4 separate regions of the Mus musculus genome follow, and regions 1, 2 and 4 are each linked to region 3. Evidence: chromatin loops called from intact Hi-C (ENCODE). Cell type or tissue: heart. All regions are shown on one strand. Links, peaks and the distances in the headings refer to the core of each region. The heading gives the core; the rest is flanking DNA. Region 1 has its middle 47 kb from the start of Gm567. Region 2 has its middle 83 kb from the start of Gm26107. Region 3 has its middle 18 kb from the start of Emcn. Region 4 holds the start of Gm38650 (a long non-coding RNA gene).

What was found. Hi-C counts contacts between places; a loop is a spot of excess contacts. Peaks named below come from ENCODE experiments on the same cell type or tissue, not always from the same donor. Only the 100,000 strongest peaks of a DNase experiment are listed, where the experiment ranks them.
Region 1: it touches region 3 in a loop (2.7-fold over the local background); 2 of 42 quality-filtered maps call a loop at or near these places.
Region 2: it touches region 3 in a loop (13-fold over the local background); 4 of 42 quality-filtered maps call a loop at or near these places.
Region 4: a loop joins it to region 3, with 1.9 times the contacts of the local background. A loop is called at or near these places in 2 of 42 quality-filtered maps.

The regions. Positions count from the first base shown.
Region 1 is chr3:137,239,250-137,245,490 of GRCm38, reverse strand. No RefSeq gene overlaps it. Among named protein-coding and RNA genes, the nearest start is that of Gm567, 47 kb to the left of the region's middle. In heart, for the core only: no CTCF peak of the experiment used is centred there; a DNase peak (open chromatin) is centred at 2,380.
Region 2 is chr3:137,147,309-137,153,549 of GRCm38, reverse strand. No RefSeq gene overlaps it. Among named protein-coding and RNA genes, the nearest start is that of Gm26107, 83 kb to the right of the region's middle. In heart, for the core only: no CTCF peak of the experiment used is centred there; a DNase peak (open chromatin) is centred at 2,939.
Region 3 is chr3:137,319,773-137,326,013 of GRCm38, reverse strand. No RefSeq gene overlaps it. Among named protein-coding and RNA genes, the nearest start is that of Emcn, 18 kb to the left of the region's middle. In heart, for the core only: no CTCF peak of the experiment used is centred there; a DNase peak (open chromatin) is centred at 3,503.
Region 4 is chr3:137,368,929-137,375,169 of GRCm38, reverse strand. It overlaps Emcn (endomucin), which reads right to left. Exons shown (of 12, transcript NM_001163522.1): 2 at 2,320-2,442. Gm38650 (a long non-coding RNA gene) reads left to right here and starts at 5,550. Exons shown (of 5, transcript XR_003954564.1): 1 at 5,550-5,758. In heart, for the core only: a CTCF peak has its summit at 3,485 (motif pointing right); no DNase peak of the experiment used is centred there.

The sequences.
Region 1 (6,241 bases), core at 431-5,430, 80 kb after region 3:
AGGCTTACTGCTGAATAAGCTCACCCTTTCTAGCTGAACTGGCTGGTTCAATTCAGCTGCTCTGGATCAAATTCCCCTCCAATTTGGCCCATTCAATCTGGCTTCTCTCAGCTTCTCACTGAATTGTTCTACTTGGTCTTAAACTAACTGGTAACTTGTTCTAGTCTTCTTGCTGCTCATTCTCTGACTTTGTCTGCCCCTCAATTATACATCATCGGTGACTCTACCATCTCTAGGAGTCTCACTGGCCTAGAGCTTTCTCTGGATACACTTGCTAATTATTTATTAAGTAAAGTTTCCTCCATTATTTTATTCTGAAAGTTTAGTGTGAAATTTGCTGCATAAACCAAAACTGAATATACCAGAATAAGGAAGTACTTCTGACAGCTGTCCAATTCAAAATTATTCTTAAATAAGTATGATTGTAAAGTAAAATATGATTTTGCTACATTTTCCTTATTTAAAGACATGATTTTAATATAAGATTTATATTATCTCACCCCCATATCCCATCTCCCCGCCATGAGAGAGCTCCCCCATCCACCTACCCACTCCCAGCACTTGGGAGGCAGAGGCAGAGGCAGGCGGATTTCTGAGTTCCAGGTCAGCTAGGTCTACCGAGTGAGTTCCAAGACAGCCAGGGCTTATACAGAGAAACCCTGTCTTGGAAAAAAAAAAAAATTACACCCAAAAGTGAAGACCTTCTTTGTGTTCCACTTTAACAGCCTCCTTGATAATGAGTGTGGGAAATGCCCATGTCTCGAAGATGCTCATTTCCTTTTCCTTTTCTTTTCTTTTTTTTTTTTTTTTTTTTGTCTGTGATGCTACACACAGGAAAGGAGGACCCCCTCCCCCAATTGCCAACTTCTTCCCTTGCCTACGAACACAGAGTGGTGCATGACACATGGGTGGGGTTTGCTTCTAAAACATGGTTTTATTTGGTGCTGGGTCGTTTTTATTTTCTTCCAGCACGTTAAATAACATCCTCCACCCTGTTTATGTCAGGACCATGGAAGGAGACCACTGGGACTCATACAGGGAAAAAAAAAATCTACCTTTTAGAAAGAACCATTTTATTCATCATCTGTCTCCATTTCTAAAACAACAAATTAAGAACAAACTACTTTAAACTCTCTAGGACACGTCAGACATTATCATGCCACACCTTACACATGCAAAGCTCATTGGTCTGTACTTGAGGGAGGCGGGGCTGGGACACAGAAGAGCAGTGAGAACCACAGAAGTGAATCTGGAGAGCTTTCAAAATAAGAAAAATGAGTGTTGAAACTTCTTTTCAAATAAGAAAGGGCTCTCGTTTTCCCTGTTCATCTAGAGGATTAACTATAGACTAGGGCAAGGATATGGTGCAGATTCCGAATGAGGAAGTAGTCCGAGCCTCATGGTGCTTAAATCAATGCAAAGTAAAACAGTCAGAAAAGCAGCTTGCCAACAAGGAGCAGGGACACCCTGCTCTGCCTTCAGTTTTTCTTTTTTCTTTTTCTTTTTCTTTTTTTTTCTGTGAATCAGTATTTTATTATCTTTTTTTTCCATTTTTTATTAGGTATTTAGCTCATTTACATTTCCAATGCTATACCAAAAGTCCCCCATACCCACCCACCCCCACTCCCTTACCCACCCACTCCCCTACCCACCCACTCCCCCTTTTTGGCCCTGGCGTTCCCCTGTACTGGGGCATATAAAGTTTGCGTGTCCAATGGGCCTCTCTTTCCAGTGATGGCCGACTAGGCCATCTTTTGATACATATGCAGCTAGAGTCAAGAGCTCAGTTTTCTGCATGCTTTTGGAATTTTTCCCTTAAGAGGATTTGAGTGCTCAAAAGAAACCTATGAACTCATAAAGATCTTGAAGTTCATTGGCTTATTTATACGTTTATTCTTCTTGCTCTTTTCCTACCTTCATTAGAGCAAATCAAACAAGTGTCTTATATGTTTGTTCCTTTTAACACAGTATGCCATTCTGGAGCATGGGAAAAGCATTTTCAGTTTTCAGTCAAAGGCAGACTGCTCTTTTGTAAATACTAGAGTCATCAAAAGGAGAGGTAAATACCAAATGACTGAGCAGCAGCCAGAAGAATAAGTTGGCAGTATTTTAATAATCCTATTTGCACAGGGAAAACAAAATAATAGGTTTCTGCTGAATGAATAAGATTCTCTGTTTACTGAATGGCAATGTAAATGGGGGAAATTGTTTTTGCAGAAATCTCCAGATCACTTAATTCATCTTTTCTTACAACAGGGTTTCTGAACTTAAAAAAAAAGTACCACAGAACCAAACCTTTGATACCTCAGCTGCAAACTTCCCGTGCTTCCATTTTAGTCACTTCCTACACTTCAGGAGCAGGATATGGGAGGAGAGGCCATTTCCCACTTATCTAATCTATCTCTAACCTTAGAAACCAAGGTTAAATTCAATTACATACTTGTCCACAGTCTGACAGATGGGAATCCTCAGCCAAAGACACCACCCTCTTCATTATTTTTCTTGGTGTGAGACACCATCCTCTCCAGATGCCAATTGTAAAGGACTAGATGAAAAACAATTGGTGGCACCCTATCAAAACATACCTGACATTTTTCTAACTTGAGCAAAGAGAAACTACAAATAACTTCCACATGGTATCGTGCAAAAGTGACTTCTCTATCATAATAAAATTTTAGCAGTTAAAGATTTAGCTCACAGTAATGTAATAAGCACAATCTCCATTCCTTCATATACTAAGATGACTGGCATAAACCGGCATAGCAGGGCTGTAATTTGAATTATTGTTTAGAAGGGAGTTATATGAGATATTCACTAAATGGAGAAGAGCTAGGAAATATACTTGGATTAAATGAATGAGCATGTGAAAAGGAATTTGTAAGTTTACAGGACACATAGGTGTTCTCTGCATAGGCCAGGGTACACAAAGAATCATAAAAGAAGGACAGAAGGGTTAGCTCTTTTCAGAGTTTGGAACACTTGATCAGACTTGATTGGATCACAACCTTTGCTGTGGTCTGAGAAGGGCTCAGCTTCACTGGAAAGAAAAGGAAGCCATTGTCCCATTCCCCACGTCTTCCTTGGCTCCACCTCATCCTGCCTGTGCCTTCTGAATAACCTGTATTCCCGGGATTTGTCTTGCTCACTGGCCAGCAGAACCACACAGCTGATTATTTTCCTCAGATGCAAATGGGAACTGTGAGAAGGTCAGAGCAAATAGAGGGCTGATAAGGTACAGTGAATTAAAACAAAACAAAACAAAACAAAACAAAACAAAACAAAACAAAACAAAACAAAATGGGTTTTAGCAGGCAAATCCTTCACGTCCATAAACTTTGTTGAGAGTTTCCTTCAATTTTTCTGCTTAAGAACTCAATTCCTTGCTTATCTGTTCTTCTTTGATTCTAGAAGCAAATTTAAAATGTGTCTTAAGATCAATGGAATTTGAAGCAAAGCAATTTGAAAAAAAAAATCCTATTTCCAAGCTGAAATGTCATTCAGAAAGGATGGACCTCAAGATGTGAGCCGGGGATGGAATCTGACCAGTTAGTCTCCTTCTGTGGGAGGAGTTAGAAAGGTCACATGTCTCCACTCATTGAACAAAACCCATGACGAGCAGATGCAGCCTCATCCCTTTAGAAGATGGCGCACACAGAAGGATCGTTTAAGTTTCCTTTAGAATTAAAGTTCAAAAGGATACGGACAGTAATAACTTCACAGGAGGATGAAAATAAAAAGAGATCAGAGACAAGCATCCAAAAAAGAAAACATCTCCCCGTGAGGTACTATAAGTTTAAACATAAATTATGTTTCAATTAAAGAATGTCCATAAATGGTGTCTGCTAAGACCCAACCACGGCTGATGAACATCTTATAGGAAAAAAAAAAAAAACCCTCTTAGCATGTTAGCGATGTCTATAGAGGGAAGCTAAGGCCAATTCCACCTTCCTTCCACTTTAGTGATATAAACTGTCCATGTAAAATCAATATATCAATTAGAAAATAGATTTCTGGATAAGATCTCTGAGCAGTCACTATGGGGCTTTAGCACACAGCCTCACTATTATTCTACTGTCTGGTTGGTGGATATTGACTACATAGAGACTTTACATCCTTAATATGAATTCCACTTTCTTCTTTAAACACAAACATTCCATCCTATTCTTTTCAACTTTTATTCCTTAGACTTTATTTTTTTTTAAACCTACTTTTCAACAAGAGAAAATGTACAGCATGTGTTGTTTTTCTCCACATGAATTGGGAAGACAATAATTAACAAACTTCTAGCTACTGAAGCTGATGAGAAAATGAAATTACCATTGATTGTAAAGGGACTCAGTTTGCGAAGTTGGTAATTCTGGGGAGACCACATAGGACCTCACAGAGACAGAAAGCATGTTCCTTCTTTCTCGTTTCTAAACACTTCCTAGCAGTCTTTATGGGGCAGCCTGGCACCAAGGATGAAAAGCATGGTACTAAGAATGATTAAGAAATCCTTCATCCTTTCTAACTACTGTTTGGCTGTGGGTGCCTGTATCTGTCAGCTGCTGGGTGGAGCCTCTTGGAGAACAATCTGCTCCTGTCTTCAAGCATAACAGAGTATCTATCATCAATAGTGTTAGGGATTGGTTCTTGCCCAAGGGATTGGTCTCAAATTGGGCCATACTCTCAATCTCTGCTCCATCCACTGTGCCTGAGTTTCTTGTACACAGGATAAATTTTGGGTTGAGAGTTTTGTGGGTAGGTTGGTATCTCTATTGTTCCACTGAGGCTCCTGCCTCTTCAGGCGAAGGCCTCTTCAGGTTCCATATCCCCAATGTTGTCAGTCTCAGTCAAGGTTACTCCCATTGATTCTTGTGCACCTCCCTTATCCCAGGTCTTTGTCTTGTCCTGGAGATGCCCCCACCTTCTCATCCCAGTCAATTGCAGATTTCCATGCATTTTCCTGGCCGTCTGGCTGTCCTTCCTGTCCTTCCCCACACTTGATCCTGAACCCCCCCCCCAATTCTTCTCCTTATCCCCTTCTCTCCCAGTTCCCTTCCTCCATCTGCCTGGTATGACTATTTTATTCCCTCTTTTAAGCGAGTTTCAAGCTTTCTTGTTTGGGCCTTTTTCTTGTTTAGCTTCTTTGGATCTGTGAAATATTAATATTTTATGTCTAATATAGGACAAAGGATTCTGGGTCCGAAGAGGATAGGAACTCCATAGAAAGACCAACTTACCTGGACTCTTGGGGCTCTCAGAGTCTGAACCACCAACCAAAGAACATCCACGGGCTAGACCTAGACATTTCTGTACATATGTAGCAGATGTGTAGCTTGGTCTTCATGTGGGCCCCAAACAGCTGATACAGGGGCTCTCCCAAAAGCTATTGCCTATTTGTGTGTTATGTTTTTCTAGCTGGGCTTCCTTGTCTGTTGGGAGAGAAAGTGCCTAGCCTGGCAGAGACTTAAAGTAGCAGGGTGGGGATATCCACCGGGGTTCTACCAGCTCAGAGGAAAAGGGAAGGGGGCTAGGGAAAAGATTGTTTGTAGGGGTAGCTAGGGGGAGTACGTAGGATGTAAAGTGAGTAAGTAAAAATAAATTTAACATAATTTAATTAAAAATCATTAAGCATATTTCTTTTCTTTTCTTTTTTTTCTTTTCTTTTCTTTTTTTTTTTTTTTTTTTTTTTTTTTTTTGCAGGCCCAATTTTATTAAGCAAACTTGATCACAAAGGAGCCATGTCCAGGCAACCATAATGATACTCTTATATAAGGTGGCTTAGCCTCTCACTTGGTTAAACCATGGCATAACTATACCCAGTGTCCCTCTGGACAAGCCAGATGGCATATCTCTTCTACAGAGCCTTGGTTTCTTTTTTGTTTTCTTTCTTTCTTTCTTTCTTTCTTTCTTTCTTTTTTTTTTTTTTTTGATATTTTCTTTATTTACATTTGAAATGTTATCCCCTTTCCTGATTTCCTCCCAGGAAACCCATTATCCTATTCCCGCTTCCCCTGCTTCAATGAGGGTGTTCCACCACTCACCTACCCACTTCTGCCTCCCCATCTTCATATTCCCCTACACTGGGGCATCAGTCCTTCACAGGACCAAGGACGTCTCCTCCCATTGATGCCTGACAAGGCCATCCTCTGCAACATATGCAGCTGGAGCCATCTGTCCATCCTTGTGTACTCCTTGGTTGGTGGTTTAGTTCCTGGGAGCTCGGGGGGGGGGGGTCTGTTTGGTTGATATTGTTGTT
Region 2 (6,241 bases), core at 504-5,503, 170 kb after region 3:
CTTCCTCTTAAAGACGAATTATCTTTGAGACCAGTAAGCAATGTCAAGGTCATTTCAGATGAAAGCAAACGAAGTTGATGTTGGACTCCCACACCCATTTCCTCCAAGAAGACAATGAGGAAACACTTGTGACATAGAACGCCATGGCCTGCATGTGTGAGCAATGCTTTCCGTGTCTGGTCAGACTGCTCAGCACAGTACACAGTAGGGACAGAGCTGCAGGAATCAGAACTAAAATTCACACCAGCCTTAAGAGTCAAAGCAAGAGGTGGAGAAACCGAGAAAAGAAAATGTGGTGCAAAATGGTAACCAAAGGCTGGCTGGTAGGACTTTACTAAAAACTGGTTATAAAATTGAAAGGACATACATGATCGACAATTATGTAAGTAATCCGAGAAGTGAGAACACAGGGTTGGGAACAGGAGGAAGAAGTTGTTAGCAGTGTAAGCTCATCTGGGCTTTATTGGAATAGCTAAAACATGAACTATATCATTGTGAGCCTGCAAGTCACTTTTTAAGCACACTTAAAAATATAGGGTATCATGGCTTAATGTAACTTAAATAACTGTTTTCGAATGCCTCTTATTCTCTGCATGCTCTCCCACACATGTGTACCTGTTCATATGCACACACTCTTGCTCAACACATACATTGTCTTTCAGAAACAAACCACTGAGAAGAACACTGTGCACATCAGCCAGAGGTGACAATCTTCCAAGCAATTTTGTCCTTTGACTATATAAATGATGGTCTCAGAAGGTGATGCCATCTTCCAATGATCATAGCACCAAATAAAAGCTAAATATATTGAAATGTTCCAGGTGAAGAATAAGGCTGTGTTTCTCACATGTGATTCTGAAATATTAAAGGAGGCTTAAAATCCATATTCAGAAAAGTAAGCATTATAATGCAGAGGTAATTCCAAGACATCATTGTACAGAAAATGCAAGGGTAAACTTTAAAAGATATCTTAAATCAATATATACAGTAATTGTACCTTGGGAAGAAGTTCTTCTTGGGGAGAAGAACTAAATTCCTGTCCATAAAATTTTATTTTATATTGAGAAAAGAAAATTAAACAAGAAAGAAAATAGCAACAAAAGAGCCAAATTGTAGAATGGTGCTCAATCCAGGGCATATATAGGATAGAGGATGCTAAGTCAGGCTTGGCAGCATGTGACCTTTCACAGAAATGAGTTTCTAATTAATTTCAATTTTTTTTTCTGTTTGGTTGGTTGACATCTGTTTTCTTGTTGCTACAGGGTCTCACATAGTCCAGACTGACCTCTGTCTCAGTATCCATGTGATGCTGAGAATCAAATCTCGGGCTTCATGCATATAGGCAAACCCTTGCACAACATTGCCAAGGCTCCTTTAAAATACTTTTTTGATGTTTTACTCAAAGGTAATGATGGAAGAAACTGCATAAATCATGTCCTACAACATCAGGTCGTATTTAACAGATACAATATTTTATGCCCTGAAGAAGAAGAGGAAAAAGACTTCATTAGGAAGAAATAGAATGAACACTGAGGTCCCACAGCAGCTTGTGGCCATCAAGAACATCTTGATTTTTGTGTTTACATGGGTGCATTTGGGGGGAAAAAGACTAGAACAATGTAATCACACTTTGGAGATGAGAAGCTAGAGCTGCCTCTGAGGATGTGCAAGAGTGAGAGGAATTTGTGGTGATTTTTCCTCCCTATTTCCTCTCCAGTTTGGTTTTTCCCTGCAGACTCCTCTACCTCCAGTAATTTAATTGTATTAACACTTACTTTAAATGGTTCATCTTTTTCTCCCATTAACATGCCATGAAGCCTGCTCAAGTCCTGGAGACATTCCCAGTTGTCTCTGCCCTTCTGGAATTCTGACCCAGCTCCTTTAAGATGAGGTATCTGATTAGACCCACATTGCTCCCAGAATTGTTAGTCATTGCTCATTGAAGCCAATCCTGTGACCACTTTATGATTCATGCGGCCACTTGGGTTAAAACCTCCTTTCAGATCTTGGAACTTCCAGCCAAAGTGATATTTCATTTGTAGTAGTAGTAGTAGTAGTAGTAGTAGTAGTAGTGAATTTTACATTATCTACCCCAATCCCATTCATCTCCTACTCTCTCCATATCTGCTCTCCATTCTACAACCTAAGGGATGTTTCTAACGTAGGAAAACTATTCAACCTCTTTATGGTCGGATAATCATAGGCTCCAAAGAAGCAATGTTGATTGGGAAGATATTAACAAATGCTCATGATATCCTAGGATCAGTACATTGACAATCATTTTCACACAAGTTTCCGAATTCTGCCTCAAATTTTGTTTTCTGATATGGTAATGTTAAATTTATACCTGTCTCGACTTGGGGCACTTTGGTGAACAGTGAGAAATTTTTAGGGATAGCTACATTTTTCTTGACTGAATTCTTATTCCTCCCCCCCCCCCCCCGTGGAAATGTAATTGAAAATTAAAAAAAAAAAAAGAAAAAGAAAAAGAAATCCATAACTGTAACTATGCAAGCCATCTGCTTCTGAAGGCCTCTGGCTATTCTTTGCCATACTTACTGGTAGGAGAGAGGTCCACCTATATCTGAGTTCTCAGTTCAGCCTTAGAAACCCAGTAACACAATGGCCGTTTCTTTTTTTCAACGTTTGGATACTTTTTGTCTTGTAATAAGCTCCTTCTAGAGGTAAACACATGAAAGAGCACAGTGGCGTTTTAATCAATCTCCAACAGGAAGGAGATGCTAGTTTTTGGCATGGAAACGTTCCACTTTTAGTAAGGGAAGATCGAGAGAAGGCACACTGTCAGCTCCACCAGGTTCAATTAATTGTTGAAGCCAAACAAAAATAGCCTCGCAGCTTCCATTGTTCTGCAGCTGTCGGCTTCATAACGCTCACAGTCTCCTTGCTCGTGACTCATCTCCATGGTTGCCCAGTTTCCGCTCTTGATTTCCTCCCAGGAGTTGGGATGTGTCATAGCCAGAGCGGGCAACACGATAAGCTTTCTTCCCAGGCCTTTGGAGCACAGCCGTCCCTCAGCCCTTGTCTCTTTTTTTTTACATCACTGGCTCTCTTGACCCATCGACACTCAGAGGTCCTTTAAAAAGGATCCTAAGTGGTTTCCTGTCTGAAGAGAGGCGGAAAGATGTGAGCTCAGATGAAATGTGTATGTACACAGTCTTGAGCCAAATAGTATTCCCTACTTGAAGAATACCATTTGCTTTCTTGCACTTTATTGAGAAGAATTCTGGATTGCCAAAAATATTATCTGCATTCTGAGTTTGTCAGTTATTAAAGGGTTATGATGCTGTGTGTATAAAAATCTCAATTAACTGAAAGTCAAAATTATGACTTAGCTCTTCCAAATATAGACAGTAATACAGTTGTAAAAACCCTATACATTATGACCCAAACATTTCTTATGCAGACAAGTCTTGAAGGATAGAACATTATCTGGTGTTATTCAGTAGGTAAGTGTTCATGACATTATTAGAACTTACCAGCCACTTTTAAGATATGTCTAGCAATCTGGGTTATTGTGTTTCACAGGAAGAAAAAATACTACTGTCCATGCTTCTGAATGGTGACTGAAGGCAGCAACATAACAATTCAAAATCTCCTATGGATATTTAGTCATAAAAGTGAGTCGACAATGAATCTGCTGTGGTAGTTCATGGCTGTAATCCTAGCACTTAAAACAGAGAGAGACAAGAGAATCACAAGTTCTAAGTTCTAGGCCAGCCAGGACTGTATAGAGGATGTGTGTGTGTGTGTGTGTGTGTGTGTGTGTGTGCGCGCGCGCGTGTGTAGGCAAAAGGTCAGGTGTCTTTCTCTACCCTGTCTGTTTGTTTATTTACTTATTTACATACCTCTGAGACAGGGTTTATCACTGAATATGGAGTTCCATGATTGGCTGCACTGGGTGGTCAGTTAAGCCCATGATTGTCCTTTCTCTGCCTCCCCAGCTCTGGGGTGATAGGTGTTCATGGCCATGCACAGCTTTCAACAGCTACTGTGACTACAAACTTAGGTAATCCCCTTGTGTTGTGAATATGTTACCTACTGAGCCATCACCCAGCCCCCAGCGGGCCCTCTTCTATGTGATTCTCTCCCTCCCTCTTCTTTTCTTCAGCGCTCACCACTTTCCTGTGAAGCCAAGCAGTACTTAGCTTGGGGCTACTTTGATCCCTTAAGATACATTTGGCACATCTCAAGATGTTTGTAACTGTGATAGCCTGGGGAAAGTAGTGATATACTGCATTGAGACAAGGCTGATGTTAAATATCTCCAGGGTTGGGGTTGGGGGAGGCAGTCTGGTTCTCTATAGTAAAAAATGACCCAAGTGCAAAATGTCAAACATGACCAGGCTGGAGAATTTGACACGCCACCCCACCCTGTCCTAATTTTCCACACTTCAGTTCAAACGTCACAGCCCCTGAAACTTTTCTTTCTAATAATAATAATAATGATAATAATAATAATAATAACAATATTAAACTATTTCTTTAGGGTACAGATTGTCTTTTCAGCTCATTATTAAATTTCTTGTTCTTCCTTCAGGCTTCCTGGTGAGTGTGCATGGTGTCTTGACCAGTCTTGTCTGTCCAGTACCCAGACTAGTTCTTACTGGTAAGTTTTTTAAAGTATGTGAATGATTGGATAAAAGGAAATGTTCTTATTGAAACTATGTCTTTGTGTTCCCTCCTACCCCCCAATCACTTGGCAGTGTTAGATACACGCAGCAGACCGCCTGTGAGAAAACATAGGCACTGAACAAAGGCTCTTCATCCTGCCTGTACACTGTCTGGGTTCAGCAGACCCCAGCACTGATGGTATGTATCTGAGATGATGATCTCTGAATGCTGTTAATGGATCAGGTAATGTTAACTGAAAGCCCATCTTTAACTGTTCATGATCTCCTGAGTTAGAATCAATGTCTAGTTATGAGTGTACTCTGAAGTCTATCTGCCTTCAGTAGATATTCTGTGTTCCAGTCTGGAATCTAGCACTCACCACTTTTACCATCTTAAGTTTATGTCCTAAAGACACTGTGACTATTTGCAGTCTTACAAATGGGGACTTTCAGACTAGAAAACTTAGAACTGACTCTTATTAGAACTTTGAGTTGGAATTTTTTTCAACATAATATTTTTATTGATTCTTTGGGAATTTCACCCTGATCACACTCATTTCCCAGTCTCTCCATATCCCCCCACCCAAAAAATAAAAAATTAAAACTAAAATAGTAATAGTAATAATAATAATAAACAAGTTCAAATTGTGTTATCTATATACTCACTGGCCCATGGTCAAATTCAGTATAAGACAGTGATTGGCACTTAATGAAAACAATGCTCACAACAGCCAGAGGTAAGGAGGCAGGGCTAGTGTCTTGCCTCTTGTTTGTGAGGGAAGCGACCCAAGTGATCATATCTGGCCTTAGAATATGACTTTGCTTCATTGTGTTCCCAAGGAGAACTAGGAGGAACAACTTTACAAGATAAGAGTATCCAGGTTTCCCAACCATGTACGTATCTTTGTCTTAGAAAAGCATCTCTGCGTCTCTTTGCTGTCCAGACAAATTTTAACCCCTTCGCAAGTACAGATGTTGCTAGTTACCTATGGGAGCCACTGCAGCTGCAGCCTAATTTCCCTGCTTCAAACAGTGGCAATGAAATCATTCTGTCCATAGCAACTAATGTCCTTTAAATTAGCATTAAAAATTCATTCTTTCAGTTTACCCTTCCTGAATCAAGTTCATTAACTATCAGCTGAGAACGTTTTAAATTATAACCTGAGCACATTATTTTCTAATTTATAATGGATCATCTAGGCAAATTGAAATCTCAAAAAGGAGTGAATTAATTAATGTTAATGAAAGCATACAGCAGGAGACAGATGTCAGGTTAATCTTTAGAGCGTGCTTGTAAGGCCATTGTCGGGACAAGGCTTCCCCTTGCAGCACGTAGTTCTGGCCAAAGGCTTTGCCATTCTACACTCAGAAGGAAGGGAGTGAGAAGCCAGAGATGAAGCTGGAAGCTGAACTATAGACAATACATCACATGTCACGTCTCACCTTTCATATGCCCTGGCATCTGTGTATCTCTACTATGAAGCAAAGTGGTCAACTTTAGTTCCCATTTTTGCCTAGAATTTTTCATTTATAGTTCTTTAAACAGAAAATCTTCTCTGGATGCCATTTGACAGTGTCATGTGGCTACTGAGGAAAATAAGATCATCATTA
Region 3 (6,241 bases), core at 740-5,739:
ATACCTATTTGGGCAGTTTGCTCTTTGATACCCTACCATTGCATGACCAGTTTTCTGCAATAATCAGAGATTTCTTAAGGCTAAGGAATATACATAAGGCAGAAACACAAGGCTGGAAAGAAGCCATCATTGAGATGTAAGAACTCATAGCCTCTTACCCGCGTTCTCGACCGGCCAGGAAAGACGCAGCAAACCAGAATCTTCTGCGGCAAAAGCTTTATTGCTTACATCTTTAGGAGCAAGAGAGCAAGAGAGCAAGAGTGCAAGAGAGAGAAGCAAGAGCCAGAGCAAGAGAAAGAACAAGAACAAGAAAGCAAGAGAAGAGAGAGAAAAAGCAAGAACAAGAGAGAGAAAAAGAATGGCAAAACCCCGTCCCTTTTAAGGAGAATTATCCTCCGCCTAGGACGTATTACTCCCTGATTGGCTGCAGCCCATCGGCCCAGTTGTCATCACGAGAAAGGCAGAACACATGGCGGGAAAACTGCCCCTGCACGTGTGCAGATTATGTTTACTACTTAGAACACAGCTGTCAGCGCCATCTTATAATGGCAAATGTGAGGGCGGCTCCCAACAATAGCCCACCCAATAAGTGTGTTAATTTCATATTTGAGATGTATTCTTAATATTGTAGCTACATTTTGTAGATAGAAAACACAGCCTCCCAAAAGGAATACTGTAAGTTGTCCCTTTGGTTGAGTCTTGGCTTGATGAATATAATGAAAAATAGAAGCACTTGCTAGGCCAAGTATAAATTTATTTTCTCCTTGACATCCTAAGAGACAAAAGGTCATACAAAGAAGATATGAGGCTCAGATCTCAGGGTCTTAAGAGGCTTTACTGAGTCTCCAGTCTGCCAGAGGCCAGATTTTCTATCTAACTTGGTGGCCTTTCCCAGTCTGATTTTACAATAAAACAACACAGGCTGATGTATGAGACCTCACCAGGGACAAAGCTGAGGACAGAGACAGAGTTACCACAAAGCTAATTTAGCTTTTAGAGTCTTTTATTTATAGATGTTTCTTCCAATTTCTTCTGGGTGGAATTCAGGATTCCATTTGGTCATGGTTCTGCTGTAGGATTTGTACTTTAGCTGAAGTCATGATTCCTCTTGATCCATTGTCCTAGTGAAGAGTAGCACTGAAAACTGGTGTCATGGGGATATAGGTAGAGACAATAGGGATGCTGAGTCTGTTTAAGATTTGATGGCATATTTCTAGGGTTCATGGTCAAGTCTAGGTATCAAGTTATGAGTGGCCATTTCTGTGTCCTGTTGTTCACTGCAAGCTGTCCTTCAGCTGAGCATGATTGTCGTATGAATGTGGTTTATGGCTCTCTGTACTGGATTTTTTTGTGAGTTGTGGAAGGAAAACAATGTTTGCAATGTATGGAATGAGAGGCTACTTTGGGGAGCATTCTTATGATCATCAGACATATCAGGTTATAGGCAGTGCGTGTGGTTTCATGTTCCCTTCTGTGAGGGACACTTAATACATTTTGTATAATACAATCCATACATCATGCAATGTAACTGTTTTGTCTTGATAAAATCATAACAAATAGAATTGATCATGCTGCCTGAACATGTGTGTGTGTGTGTGAGTGTGTGTGTATGTGTGTGTATGTGTGTATGCTGAAATGGTTAGATATTACAACTGAATGTAACTGAGCAAAGAGTTTGGTCAATGCGTGGTGATTATCTTTCTTTTCTTTCTCAGGAAAATGATTTTATAAGATGTTTATCATATAAAACAGTGACTAAATATTACAAAGACAAAATAGGTAGAAATAATTAGTATTGGAAAATATTTGTTGTAGCATTTCTAGTTCTTTTGACATTTCTGGCATTAGTGGGATGTTAAAGCTCTCCAGTTCGCAGCTCCTTTTCATTCACTTTAGACAGAACTGTATATTTTTAAAGTACTCTGCTACTTTACTTTTTTTTTCCTAAAAGTGACCATGAAATTTTATAAGCTGCAGAATTGTTTATGTTCTCCCTGGGGGAGATAAATGGTTTATATTAAACTGTCTAATGTGTCAAGTAAGCCAACTAAATAACTTGACTCTGAAAATTCCCTAGAACTGTGTAGCAAGCCTGAAAAAGTTTTTTTTTTTTAAACAAATTAAAACAAAAAGAAGTTATTCAGTTGAACACCTTCTCATGAAAAGAAACAAAAATGCTTATTTAAGCCAATACACACAGGAAAGTTCCAGAAGCTTGCTAAGTTACTTCTGGCCTCTTATTCAGTGTCCCTGTCCTCAGCCCATGTCTTTGTGATTACTGTCTCACATTCTGTCCTGTACCTGGGCAAGAAACAGCAGGACTGTTGTACCAATATATTTGACTTCAGTGTCTCAAAGTTGAGTGTGAGTTTGAGCTTTCTGCATGTGTGGGGAGTGCATCCATGGAAAACACTGATCCAGCAATGCAGCAGCTCAGTAATGCTGCAATACAGCAATATGCTATGCACAGTAAATCACTCCTTCAGGAAATACCCACTGAACACAAATTATGAATCTATTCTGGATCTAGACCCAAAGTACGAAAGGATGAAATATATCTTATTAATACACTATATAAAAATAATATATTTTCGTTCATAGTATGCATGATTTGAAAACAAGCCCTAATTTTAAAAATCATATTAAGGATACTTATTTTTTAAAATATAGAATCGTAATCATAAGGATTTAATGGTAACAATTACTATTTTATTCAGACGTGAGTGAATGGATTCATAAGAAAATGTGCAATAAGGGAGCTTAATTATTAACAGCATTCTTTGAGAAAATTATTTTAAATCTATATCCAAAGAATGGGTGAAATTTTCTCAAATAAAGTTTGGAAATTTTATAGATTTTCGAATTAAAAAAAAAATCTGTTGCATTTGAGGCAGAGTGAAGTAAGACATCGTCCCGTGGTTGAAGAAACGTGAATGAGAAGGTGGCACAATCCCAAATCTGACATTTGAACAGGAGCAAGGACTTTAAAAGGCTTGCCTTAAACGCTGCTCATGGACCAAGGGACTTCACGGAAGTATCCCAGAAGGCAGTGCGTTGTTGGTATTGTGGGAGCGCAAATGCTACTTTAATTCTAGTTCGTAGACTACACAATAAGGGTTGTTCCTCAGCAGAGAGGCTGAAGGAGAAAGACTGCACTGCAAACCCTAGGTATCTCTATGAGGGGAAAAGTCATGGGTTAAATCAGGAAAGAAATTGAATGTAGTGATGGGCCCGCGAAGAGAGGAAGTGGGGTTCATGCCAAGATACTTTGGGCAATTCTCCTGAAAGTAACATCTACAGTACTAGCACAAGTGTCTGTAACAGCTTTGTACAACCCGTCTGTCGTTAAAAAAAGATGTCTGAGACTGTGTTTTCCTCCAGGCTCACCGTGGAGATGGAATCTTAATGACCTGGGAGGATCCATGAGCCGAAAAGGAAGGAAGCAGGAGTCATAAGGCCAGGAGCCACAATAGCCACATGAAACAGCAGCATTCTATGAGACAGGCTGTGCTGAGCTCCGGGCTCGGGATTCTTCATGTGGTCCTCATGGGAATCGCGTGCTGTAGTGTAATCAGCATTCCCATCTGTCAGACACCGAGGCTCAGAGAGGACAAACACTGCACAGAGGTCGCAGGTGCATTCGGTGGCAGAAAAGGATTAGAAAACCAGGAAGACTGCCATGGAGTTCCGCTTTTAATTGCTATGATGTATTCACAGGGAATCTTGAGGTGGTATCAGCGTTGCTTGGGTTCTCAAGATTTCTGACTTATCCAAACCCTCGGAAGGAGAGAAGCTCTGAGAGACGTGCGCCAAACGTGTCCCTTAGTTTCTCAACACGTTAAATATTGGTATGCTCAAACATGTCCTAGCCTCTAGGAACTACATGGTCAATGCTAGCAGAGAGTCCTCAGGCCACACTTTAGTGGGCAAGGTCATAGTGAGGAACAAGCATTTAATCACGTAGGATGCATCATAAATATGCAGAACATGTCCTCTTCCCAAATCCATTTTACGAGGTGTGCTTTGAGAATGTACTTGTAAATTCAGTTTAGTGAAATCTGTGTACAGACAGGGCTTCCTGGAAGAAATTACAAGCCTGTTGGAAGAAGAGTCAAATAGTCAAAAGAAGGGACCATCACTTTAGGCAGTCTCTTAAAGGGCGTTTGTGCAGAAGGAGACAGAGAGAGGTCACTGTGTCTGACTGTGATCCAAAGGACAGAGACGTGGGTCTTACACAGGTCCAGTGGGTGATGTGAGGGTTAACGGGCTCTTTTTACCTCCAGGGTGTTCAAATAGATGTGTGTTTTGAAAAAGATTGCCTATCACTTTATTACAATGGAGATGGCAGATGCCAGAGCAAGTGTGGTCTTGTCAGAGGTCTTTTCAAAGCCAGTGGTGACATGCATATGCTGATGGCAAGGTTATTCATCGCAGGCACAAAACAATAGGGAACATAAACTAGAGTAGAGATAGGAAATACAAAGAGAAAGAAAGAAGGGAGTTGACAGGTCTAAGAGCTGACTTTGGGAGCACTTGAAGGACTGAATTAAGAGTACGAGGAGAGTGAACTGTTGGGACATTTCTAACTCCCCCACTTTAAAAAAATATATGGTTTCTGTCATAGCACTAACAACAAAAATACATACTTTTCAGGAGGGTGTTTCTAGGTTCATTTTTGCAGATGTAGAGTTTTGAGGAGACTCAAATAGGCACAACCATCCGTCCATCCGAAAGTAAGAAAAACCACGCTGGGTGGCGATAAGTTTGTGTATCGTGTGTACACTGCCATTTAGTTAACAGCAGTGGATGGAACTGTGCACAGAGAAGGGGCCTGCGGTCATGCCAACATTTAATTGCTTAGTGAAGGCTGAGGAGCTCACAAAGGCATAATGAACTTCCACAGAGATGACAGAGAAAAAGGAAGGGGAGAAGCTGCCCCTCATGTTCACCTGCTACCGCGAGGTTAAGTAAAATGAGATCTTCAGAACAGCCTGTGGGGTTAGCAAGCTGCCATACACAGGAAAACACACCAAGTGGTGTAGACGATAGAAGGCACCGAGTCCGGGGTGTGGGCCACAAACACATGATTTTCTTGTCTAGCTCCCACCGTTGGGGTGCAGGACTGAGTGGTGAGTGGTGAGTTTGTCTCAGAGGTAACATCTCTCACCATCTACCATGGATGAAATCTTCCTTTCCACACTATAAGACTACTTAGAGCAACAAAATTGAGTAAAAAGCCAATTTTAGGGGATTCAGATGGGATCCATAAATTGTTAGATATGTGGTGCATAGATTGAATAAAAGATATATCATTTTCCTAGTAACAAGGTAAGCTGAAGTTTAGACTCTAAGTTATACTTTTTTTTTTTTAGTATCTTTATTTTTCCACGTGGGAAGAGTTTGTATTTGTTGGCAGATAGGTGACTGTGTGTCTCCAAATGCTCTATGGAGCCAGCAGTTATCAACCTTGGGATGCTGGTTATGGGAGTGGGTACATTTCCATCTCATTTTCCAATTCCAAGAAACAGGAGTCATCAGGATAAAAGTGTTCCAATGGAGACAAATAAGTCTCCTTAGCACAAGAAGTTAGAGCTTGCTACAGTGCCACAGTGGTGAAGCGGGATTACAGAGACTGCATCTTAATGAGAATGTAAATAAGGTACCCAGGTCTTCAGCTGCAAGCAGCTCTGCAGAGCTCACATGGCCACACAGTTTACCTGGCATGGGAAGACCCTGCAGTGTCTAATCCTCAAACTCTAATGTGTAAGGTTCTAAAGCCAAGTCCTTAGAATCCTGTTTTAATCAGCACCACAGCCAATTCCACTGGGTTTTGTTGACACATCAGAGACAAGTGTTGTGCAATGTGTCTCAGAAAAACCACATTATCCTCTAAGTTATCAAACTGGTGAAAGATAACAAAGCCCTTCCATGTTCCTACAAAGGAGGAAGGGTTGGAGACTGTCCAGTCTTTTTACTTTTATCTTAGGTCAACTCATAATACCAACGATTGAGTTTATTGAGTTAAATTGAAACAGCAGTCAGTAGAGGGGATAATGCCTGCTGAGCTAGGCAAACTAAAGAGGAGTCATGGGAATTTAACAGTTGAGTTTGTCAGGAATCAGGAAAACAGGACATCTTTCCAAGGGGTCTAGGAGACTGCAGTCCTCTTCAGAAGGCTGTGCCACAGTGCAGACTCATACTATTTTTTTATTAGATATTTTCTTTATTTACATTTCAAATG
Region 4 (6,241 bases), core at 682-5,681, 49 kb before region 3:
AACATTAGAAAGAAGGCCATAAAGGAGGAAAGTACAGATGGATAAAAATTGGTAAAAACTGATTAGGGAGATGGGTTTTGGAGAGTAATTAAAATATTCCTTGCTTTATGGTGTATCTGAATATTTTTATAATGTTAAGTTGATATGATTTATTACAATTTTACACACGAAAGTAAGCAATTTATATTCACCGGGGGAGATTTTGGGGACATACACCACAGTGTCATTTTTATTAAATGGGTAATATAAGTCATTAGCAATGTCTCCCAAAAGGGATTTGAAGGAATATATATGTGTACATTTGCCTGTGCTACATTAAGTTCAAATGTGCTACCCCCTTCTTTCAGAGACAGGTGTTTCACGACCAACTATAGGAAATGCCTGTTGCAAAAAGGATAAAAACATCTGCTTTCTCTGCCTTAACATGAACAGGTTTGAAATAACGTCTGAACTCAGCAAAACAAGATGTGCTTCTACTATCAGGAATTATAATTCTGCCAGAGTTCTTTTCAGTGAACCCTTGTCTCTATGATTCATGTAACTAAACATGGTTCCCAGGTTTGTGTTATCATTCAGGAAGCACTGTTGACCACAGCATCATCTAGAGATGGGGACTGGGGTTGGATGCAAAGTCAGCACTCAGGTTCTCTGTCTTGACGCTTATATAAATTTTACTGCTTGCAAACACAGGGTACCCTTGCCAACTTAGAACTGATTTCATATTGAATCAGTTGAAACTTAGGGAAGAAAGCCAATAGCAATACTTTGTAAAAACAAAACAAAACAAAACAAAACAAAAACAAACAAACAAAACAACAACAAAAACCCAACTATACACAGATGAGACAATCCTTCAAAATGAAACACAATGTTCAGGAGGTGGTTCGAGCCTTCCTGGGCTTTGACATCTTAACTGTGCCATTTGGAGCTTATCTTTGTTGGAAATAAGATTCTGCAATATCCTGGAACTCAAATCCCCTATGCTGCACTTGTGTGTGCTTTTTTCTGGTTTGGTCAAGAAGTTCTGTGAGAACTGGTTTGTTTTCATTCTGGAATCAAGCATGGTAGACATAGATGCTGCTGGTAATCCCTTGTATCTGTCAAATTACCACCCTATTCAAGTCCAGATTGGCTTTGCTTTTTTTTTTTTTTTTTTTTTTTGTCTTGTTTTGTTAGTGGTTCCTTGTTTTTATGATTCCTTTTTAAATTTTTAATGTGCATTGGTGTTTTATGAGCATGGATGTCTATGTGAAGGTGTCAGATCTCCTGGAACTGGAGTTATGGATTGGTTGTGTGCTCTGATGTGGATGCTGAGTCCTCTGGAAGAACAGTCTATGCTCTTAACCTCTTTGTATCGCTGTAGCCCCATGAGTCCATATTGTTGACATGACTGTTTGTGAGCCTGATTTTAGAGTAAAAATTAAAGAAGGTAAAGAGATGAAACATGTAGAGGTAGGATTTCAGCCATCATATGCTCTAAATACTCAATTTTCTGGTAACTAATTAATAAGTTTATTTTTCTCTTTTTGAGATGCCTTATCCTCCCCCCCCCCCACAGTATTTCAAGATTAACAATGTAGCAAATATTGGCTTGAAAATCCTTTGAGGGTTTGAATGATTATAATGCCCTTTTTTTTGTTTTCCCCTTTTCATTTCTTTTTTAACAACATCTCTCTCTCTCTCTGTATAGGTCTTTCTGCCCTGGAATTTGGTATTCAGAATAAACTAGCCTCAAACTCACAGGGGTCTGTCTGCATTGGCCTGCCCCCACTCCCAGTTGTAGAATTAAAGGCATGCACCACCAGTCCCAGGGGCATTTCAACATTTTAAAGATGCTTAGTTAGTCTCCTTTAATACTTTTCCTGGCATAATTGCTGCCCCATCCAGTAATAATCATGATAACATTGCCACAGAGGTCTACAAATTAAATCTATTATTAGCACATAATGACCCGCAAAACCTGACTGTTTGAATAGTTTCCAATTATTAGCTGTGCTATGTAGGTGGAGACCCGGGTTATTTACAAAGATATTTTAGGACTTAGGTATGATAATTGTTTTCTTCTCTAAAAATAAACTTTGTTTATATAACAGTTACAATGGGAGTGTTCCCAAACAGGAAGTGATCTTAAAGAGCATCAGTAAGGAAACTCAGCAAGGCCTCCAGACGCTACGTTCTACTCAGAACTATAGAGGAATTTGTAAATAGCAAATTATTACTTAATTTTGTAACAATTGTTCCCCATAGTACATTATACACAATCTACTTACTAGTTTTGCTTTTAAAAGGAAAACTACATTCTATATCAAAAGATCTTACCTTCGGGAGGTGTTCCATCTGCTGGTTTGTTAGGATTTGTCACTGACACGATGCCTGGTATTGTGACAGAGGCTTTTGTTGTGGAAGTTTCTGCCGGTGTTGGAATAGAGTCATTCTGAACATCTGAAAAAATATGTTTAAGAAATTTCATTATTATTAATGGTTTCATCAACAGAGTAGTCTACTTAAATATAGTAAACTAACATAGTTGAGTTATGTTATCTGTCTATGTATCTATCACATATACATGTGATGTATATTGTGATATAATATATATGTTTTCTTTTAACCCAGTGAGTAGAGCATGGATTTGGGACCAATTTCCAAGTTGTTATCAATTGATCTTAGCTCCTGGGTCCATTTGCCTCTCACAGCGGTGTGGATTCTCCTGGATGAATGGCAGAGTAGTCAGTGTTTCTATAGCTATGCAATAACTGAGAAGACTAATGGGGAATGAGGAATGTTATATGTGATGTTGAAAAATATTTTTACTATAACTGACTTGACCAGAGAAAATAATTAAATGTGTGGTCTCTAGAGAGTGGATGTTTAACTATATATTTTCATAGCACACTAAAGTCATTCATTACTAAAATGTTAATACATACATACATATATATATATATATATATATATACATACATATATATCTCCTTGATAATTCTTTTTAACCTTTATACTGTTTTAAAATATTTTGCTCTCTATAAAGTATAAACTAATGTGATATATTATTTATTGTCAGTTATATAAAACATATTTTATACCATATAATTTATACTTCACATATTTTCTAAATATGTATATATTTATTGTATTTTAATGCATATAAGTTCTATATTCATTATATTTTACACTTTGTTTTATTTTTTAACATACAATTTGTCATATATGTATGCAAACACAAGAGAGAAAGAATGATACCTTACCAAGAAGAGCAATAAACTGCAAACTAAGCAACTGTGATAGTTTAAGTCATGATGTCATGGATAAGCTCATATTTTCAAATTGCTTAGTTCTGTAAATTGTACTTATGCTTAAGCAGCCAAAATTATGGAAATGTAATAATGAATTTTAGCCCACATTTTATATTTACTTTTATTTATTTATTTATTTATTTATTTATCTATCTATTATAATAAGTACACTGTAGCTGTCTGCAGACACACCAGAAGAGGGCATCAGATCTCATTACAGATGGTTGTGAGCCACCATGTGGTTGCTGGGATTGAACTCAGGACCTCTGGAAGAACAGTCAGTGCTCTTAACCACTGAGCCATCTCTCGAGCCCCCACATTTTATATTTTTTCCTTTTTTATTAGATATTTTCTTTATTTACATATTAAATGCTATCCTGAAAGTTCCTTATACCCTCCCCCCTGCCCTGTTCCCCTACCTACCCACTCCCACTTCTTGGCCCTGGCATTCCCCTGTACTGGGGCATATAAAGATATTTTTAATGACAATTCTCCATGCTTCCTTTGATGCATATGAGGAAAACCAGTTTATAACAGGCAGAAGTCACTGCTGCAGCATCCTCTTTCCAAAGTCAAATCTATGAGGCTCAACTCTTAATAGTCTATGAAGAAATTAGTTTCTAACACTACTATAATTCTCTAAGGCTTTGGCCCCATATTTTATAGCTCTCTGTCTCTGTCTCTGTCTCTCTGTCTCTCTCTCTGTCTGTCTCTCTGTCTCTCTCTCTCTCTCTCTCTCTCTCTCTCTCTCTCTTTCTCTCTCTCTCTCTCTCTCTCTGTATGTCTTCAACCAGAAGTGAAATTGTCCTTCACTCAGAAAAACTGCAGGGCCCCAGCCTCTCCACAGAAGTCAGACTGTGGGCACATGGCATAAATGCAGTAAGTAGATATCTTCAGGGGTGTAAAGACATCAACCATCGGAAGAAGGCACTACTCTCTGTCTGCCTTGAATTTTACAGTGCATAGAGTAGATTATGTAAAGCAGATGGCTTTAGAGCAATGAGTACTTAGGCTCATATCCTGAACTACATATGTCCTAACAGTAAATGTGTATCAATATGGAACCTCAGATTTCCTTTGTATTTGAAACTTTCTTTGACTCTGTGTCAAAGCAATCTTTGGTGTGTCCAGGGAAGCGCAGAGTTTCGGGTGTCCTGAGGTAGATGCATTCACTGTTCATTTCTTAGCCCTGAGGTGCTCAGAAGTGTTAGTTCCCAGCACTGACTTTGTTTATAGACACGGTAAATGGAACTTGCTTGATGCATCAGCTCAGGGAGATGTGTTTAGCACATACAGAAAAGAGAGCTGCGTTTTCACAGGCTTTATGGAAATCAAGTCGAAAGGTCTTCCTCTCTGGAAGTAGATCTCACGCCTTCTCTTTGGCCTTTCCACACCCCTGTCCCCCATCCTCCATATTCAGCAGAGAGCTGGAACACACATGGGTAGGCTATCCCCTGTCTCAACCTTGTTGTTCTAGCTATCTGTCACTTAGTATTTCATTTCATCACTTAACACTAATTTCTAAGTTTAATTTGAAGTGGGTAAATTAGTCAAAGACAAGTAAGTATACAGTGCCACTTAAAGACTGTTATTTAACTTACAAGTACATAGCTATGATTGAACCCTGTATGTAGACTTTTCCAGTGGGAACAATTTTAATTACTGAGTGCCACCACCATCTCCAGAGGTATTTCTTCTCTCTTTCCCTTCCTCACCCAACAAACAGGGTGACTGCTTGTATGAAAATCATGATCTGATAACAGTAAAAGGCTCTGCTGTATTCCTTATGGCTTCAACCTCAAGTACCGTTTACTCTGGTAGGGACCATAACAGCAGTGTACAGCAAATAACACAAGACGCTTTGTGGGTTACATGGTTGTGTTCTGCAAATGCTGCTGGTGAAAAAAACAATAAGGATTTGTTAGTTTATTGAGAAACAGTATTGCCTATAAGGGCAATTCCTTTTTAAAGTCCTTTGTAGAATATTTGTCCAGTGAAAAAGAAAAAGAAAAAAAGAAAAAGAAAAAAGGAAAAAGAAAAAGAAAGAGAAAGAGAAAAAGAAAAGCTGCATGTGCAAGAAGCATCTTAGGTGATTCTCTGTCCAGCATTCAGGATAGAATCCCTTCTGTATCCTAAGGTAGCAGAGCTTTGCTAAGAAAATGACTTGTTAAAGGCTGTTTTCAGCTGGTAGAAAATTCATTGTGTTAGCATTTCTGCAATCTTTGTTATATGATAATAAGTTTTTGTATAGCAATTTCCTCTGAATTTCTACAGGATCGTGGGCTTGAGAGAAACAAAAAGTCATGAGTCTGGGAAAGTGGCTGAAGATTCCCGAAGACCCCTCCCCAGCTTTCGAGGAGGCACCAGTGAAGTGCTGGGTGAGGCCTCTGAGCAGCCCAGCTGCAGGGAGGGGATTCTCTGACCATGGAGCTGCTACAACTTCTGCCAACCATCAACATGCTGGGGTGAGCTTCTCTTCCTGTCTTTCTTTCCTTTTTGGTTGTTGTTGTCAGTCATCCTTGTTCCTATAAGCAACCCCTCATGAGTATTTTTGCTAATAACTTAGTAAAAATTCATAGTAGTTGGACTTTGTTCTGTGATAGGTTTCTTTCTGAAATGTATAGATGTTTCTCTCTCTCTCTCTCCCTCTCTCTCTCTCTGTGTGTGTGTGTGTGTGTGTGTGTTGTGTCTATGCATGAAAAGTCTGTTACACAACAAGAGGATCTCTGTCTTTGCTCCCAGCTCCACAGTGATATTTATGTGTACTTATTTTCTCCACTGTGTCTGAGAAAGTATTCACTATCTTTTTCTAGGAGCAAAATGTTTCAGAGGAAAGGTTTAAACTCTTGAAGGAAAATAAGCTTTCTGAGGTGTATAGTCACAGGCGATCAGTTTGATTGCAGTCCTTCTAAAAGTAATAGCAGCCCTTGTCTTTTGACATAAGACAT